2 separate regions of the Homo sapiens genome follow, and region 2 is linked to region 1. Evidence: chromatin loops called from intact Hi-C (ENCODE). Cell type or tissue: ascending aorta. All regions are shown on one strand.

The links. Peaks named below come from ENCODE experiments on the same cell type or tissue, not always from the same donor. Only the 100,000 strongest peaks of a DNase experiment are listed, where the experiment ranks them.
Region 2: a loop joins it to region 1, with 2.7 times the contacts of the local background. A loop is called at or near these places in 20 of 110 quality-filtered maps.

The regions. Positions count from the first base shown.
Region 1 is chr16:80,931,336-80,933,835 of GRCh38, reverse strand. No RefSeq gene overlaps it. Among named protein-coding and RNA genes, the nearest start is that of ARLNC1, 40 kb to the right of the region's middle. In ascending aorta, CTCF peaks have their summits at 1,130, 1,365 and 1,696; DNase peaks (open chromatin) are centred at 865 and 1,474; H3K4me3 peaks cover 1,607 bases; H3K27ac peaks cover 1,715 bases.
Region 2 is chr16:80,992,348-80,994,847 of GRCh38, reverse strand. All of the region lies in intron 2 of CMC2 (C-X9-C motif containing 2), which reads left to right. Among named protein-coding and RNA genes, the nearest start is that of CMC2, 13 kb to the left of the region's middle. In ascending aorta, no CTCF peak of the experiment used is centred here; a DNase peak (open chromatin) is centred at 1,417; H3K4me3 peaks cover 844 bases; H3K27ac peaks cover 809 bases.

The sequences.
Region 1 (2,500 bases):
CCATGATTGTTATTATTATTGTTATTGTTTTATTCTGTCCTTGCATGTTCCCCTCAAGATTCCAAGTCCTGAGGAAGAGAAGGTCCCTTTGGCCTGTGGGATCATGGGCCCACTCTTGACTCAGGGAGAGCAAGAAACTCTGATTTTCAGCTACCTAAGATGGCACAGTGGGGACAAGGAATTTCTCCAGAAGAAATAAATATATTCACCCTATGAAGAGGAAGTACGTGTCAAGTGACACCAAAATGACAAATATCCACTTGTTACTTTACCGTTTATTTCAGCCTCAGTTGTCCGCATGGTGAGTGCACCTGCCCCTAGCACTGCCCAGAGGCTGCATGAGTGATTTCACCTAAAGCTCTGGCACTCTCTGTTTGTATCATAGCAATCGCTTTTGAAGTGTTTATTACTTTTATTTACACCAGTAATCCACAGCGTCCTTCTTTTTATTTTTATTAAATTAATTAATTAATTTTTGAGACGGAGTTTCACTCTTGTTGCCCATGCTGGAGTGCAATGGCACAATCTTGGTTCACGGCAACCTCCGCCTCCCGGGTTCAAGCGATTCTCCTGCGTCAGCCTCAGCCTCAAGAGTAAGTAGTTGGGATTACAGGCATGCGCCATCACGCCCGGCTAATTTTGTATTTTTAGTAGAGACGGGGTTTCTCCATGTTGGTCAGGCTGTTCTAGAACTCTCGACCTCAGCTGATCTGCCCGCCTCGGCCTCCCAAAGTGTTGGGACTACAGGCATGAGCCACCACGCCCTGCCAGCCTCATTCTTTAGTTAGTGGGCGTGGGGCCAAACTATTTCATAGGAAATGTTTCAGAAAAAAGGCATTTCCCCAAGCTTGTCTCCCGGCGTCAGGCACTACGATGACACAAATCGCTTATGACCAGCGTTCACCGATGGCCATAGCCCGGTCACGATCATAGAGCACGGTTGGCCGGCTCCTGGATCCGTCATGACGCGCCGGCAAAGCAGCTTCCTCCCGAGTGGATGAACTAACATTTTTATTGAGCACACACCACGTGCCGGCTGCTATGCCAGGCACTTTCACACACGTTATTTTATTTATAATCCTCACCTTGACCCTGAGATGTGGATGGCATTTTCTCCATCTTAAAAATGAGAAAAAAAATAGGGCTCGGAAGCGTCAAGTAACTTGCCCAAGGACACGAGCGGAAAGTGGCGGAGCCTAAATGACAACCTGGGCCTGCCTGTCGCAGGCTCTTTCCACCTCGGCACGAGGAGGGCGCCCGGCGTGTGCGCGCGCGCGGCCTCCTGGTGGTTCTCCCTCTGGCCTGGTGGGAACCCGCGGGGCCTTCCCGAGAGCGGCCAGGGCCCCGGAGCCCGGCTCTGCGCAGGCCGCTGCCGAGGTCCAGTTCCCGGGGGAAGGCAGCTTGTGCTCTGGGCGGAGAGCCCGTGGAGCGACTCGGGTTTAATAGACGCGCCGGTCCTCTTCCAAGAGCCTGGAAATCTGCAGAGGGATCCCGCCTTTCCAGGGAAGCCGGGCTGGGTGAAACTGACAGGTCTTGGCGCGCGGAGGAAGGGGTGGCGGGGAGCCCGGCCGGCTCCCTCCCAGTCTGCGCTCGCTGGCGGCTCCCCGAGGCTCCGGGCTTGGCTCCGCGGTACCTCTGGCTGCAAACACATCGGCCCCAGAAAGTAGGTCAGCGTGCGGCAAGCTCTGTCCCAGGCGGCGCTGCCGACTCCCCCGCTCCCCTGGCCCCCAGTCTCCTGCAGCCTCCCCGGCCTGCGGTCGGCGCCCTTGCCCTCCCCCCGGGTCTGCAGTGTCCTCCTCTCCTCTGGCTCATCTCCTACTCGCCTCCTGCCCTCTCTTTCGCTCTCTCCGTCATTTGAGCCCCCCTCTTCTCTCTCTCGCTCCTCTCCCCTTTCTCGCCTCCTGCTCCCCCCAACTCCGTCGGTCTGACACCCTCCCCTCCTTCTTCTCCTTTCCTCTCCTCTTAACATCTTGGCCCATTCACTTCTGGTAGCAGTAGTTAATAATACAACCAATCTGTTGTCTTTTTAAAGAGATACCGTGCTTGTTTCAAAGAAATCAAAGGACGTAGAAAAGTTTACATGTGGAAAAAAAAGAGAAAAATCCCACTACTGAGAAATAGCTTTAGTTAACACGGGATGCACGCTACTCAGATATATTTTTATGTATACATAGAGTTAAAGGATATAAATATTTTATAAAAATGAGACCACAAATAGATGCTTTTTCATTAAAAGTATTCATATTAATTTAATTTTGTTTGAATTCAATACAAAAAAAACTACAGTATAGTGAAGTGGAAAGAATTGTTGAATTTTATTTTATTTTAATTATTTTATTATTATTTCTTTTGGCGATGAAGTCTTTTTCTGTCGTCCAGGGTGGAGTGCAGTGGCGCCGTCTCGGCCCACTGCAACCTCCGCCTCCCGGGTTCAAGCGATTCTCCTGCCTCAGTCTCCCTAGTAGCTGGGATTACAGGCATGCGCCACCACGCTCAGCTA
Region 2 (2,500 bases), 61 kb before region 1:
TGTGTAAACATCATTTTATTTCTCTTGGGTAAATACCTAGGAATGGAATGACTAGGTCATGTGTTAAGTGTATATGTACCTTCATAAAAGGCCACCAAACTGTTTTCCATTTTATACTACTCTACATTCCTACCACTGTCCATCACCACTGCCTAATATTATAAACTTTTTAAGTTCAGCCATTGTGTGGATATGTAGTAGTATCTCCTTTTGGTTTTAAATTGTATTTCCCTGATGACTAATGATTTTGACATGCTTTTCATGTGCTTCTTTGGCCATTCATATAAAATTTTTTGCCTGTATTTTAAAATTGGATTGTTTTATGACTGAGTTATAAGCATTCTTTTTATCATTTGGGATACAAATCCTTTGATAAGTGTATTGTGAATATTTTCTCTGTGGCTTTTTTTTTTTTACTTCCTTTAGGATGTGTTTCAAAGAGTAGCTTGTACATTTGATGAAGTCTTTTTTTTTTCTTTCATGGTTTGTGCTTTTTGTGTCTTAAGGATCTTTGTGTATTCTGTGGTCACAAAGATACTCCTGTATTTTCTTTTAGTTCTATCGTATTAGCTTTACATTGGTCTATGATTCGTTTCAAGTTAATTTCATTTTTTTCTTTTGATATTTGTGTATTCTTATCTGAGATTTCAAGTTAATTTTTGTGTATAGTATGAGGTGTGAGTTGAAGTTGATTTTCTTTGCCTGTGGGTAGCCAGTTGTCTCAACACCATATGTTGAAGAGACTGTTCTATCCCTGCTGATTTACCATGGTCCCTTTGTCAAAAATCAATTTACCATATGTGAGTGGGTCTATTTCTGGGCTCTCTAGTCTGTTTCACTGATTTATATGTCTCTTCTTAACACCAGTACCATGCTGTCTTAATTACTGTTGCCTTGTAGTAAGTCTCAGTCATATAGTATAAATCCTCCAATTTTGTTCTTTTTTCAAAGTTGTTTTGGCTATTCTAAGTACTTTCATTTCCATATTAATTTTAGAATCAGCTTGTCATTTTCTACAAAAAACTTGTTTACTGGTTTTTTGTTTTTTGAGGCTGAACATTGTTGATGACTTGGATTTTATCTTTTGTATCAGCAGGCAGTTCGTGTTTTTACATATTTTTAGGGCATAGCTGGCATAGTCTTTACTCTAGAGTTAGCTTAGCCCAATTACTAAATTAGGATTCTTTACTGATTGACTTGCATATTCAATGAGATCTCTACTTTGGCTTATAAGGACTCCATTGACTCCCAGCCCTGTGTGAGCTCTGCGTTTTTCAGCTTGTAGCTGCTGTAATTGTTCTTCGTAGTGACTATGGCATTGTGAAAGTCACCCAATACATGTGTAGTGAATACTCAGTCAGTGACTCAAGGCAGCTCCATGTAGATTTCTGGAGTTCTTTTGCTGCTTATCTCTACCTCACAAATTCCGGCTGCCCCAGCCTGCCCGAATTCCTCTGACGTTTGCCTCCTCTGCTCGGTGAAACTACCATTCTCCTCTTGAGTTCTGTTCTCTGCTACATGGTTTGGAAATTGTCTGTGGGTAGAAAGCTAGGTGAATGTAGGGTTCACTTTGTTTTGTTTTTTTCTTTCAGTTATCACAGTCCTGTAGTCTGTTGTCCCAATATCTGAAAATAGTTGTTTTATATATTCAGTTTGTTCTTTCATGGCTAGAAGCAGAAGTCTGGAAAATAGATTTTTAAGTAAATAGCATGGGGACAATTACATAGCTGTTTGGAAAAAGTTAGAATACCATACATATGAATCAACTAATGGGGCAGACATCTAAATGTCAAAAATGAAACGATACAAACACTAAGAAACCTGGATAAATTCTTATATAACCTAGGTGTGGGGAAAGTGTGCCTAAGTAAGGACCCTGAATTCCAGAGACAATAAAATCAAAGATTGATAAAGGATCGTTTGAGGCCTGGAGTTCCAGACCAGCTTGGGCAACATAGCAAGATCCTGTCTCTACAAAAAATAAAAATAAAAGTGGCCGGGCATGGCACATGCCTGTAGTCCTAGCTACTTGGAAGGTTGAGGTAGTAGGATCACTTACCCAGTTGTTTGAGGCTGCAGTACAACACATCAGCCTGTGTGACAAAGTGAGACCCTGTCTTTACACAAAAAAAAAAAAAAAAAGGAGGGGGAATAAGAGGCCAAAAATCAGAGAGAAAAATGAGCAAAAGCATGAGAGACAATTTAAAAAAAAAAGAAAAGATGGCCTTTAAACATGAGAAGATGTTCAACCTCAATAATTAGAGAAATACAAATTAAATATACTGAACATACCATTACTTATCTGCAGGGGGGCCAAATTAAACAGTGTGACAGCGCATTCTGTTGGCAACACTGTATACCCTCATACATTTCTGATGGGACTGCAAATTGTTATAATCTTTATAGAGAGGAATTTGCTGCCTTGTAGCAAAACTGCCGTATATTTGCTTTTTAATCCATCAGTCCCACTTATAGGAATTTATCTTAAAAGTATAACTCT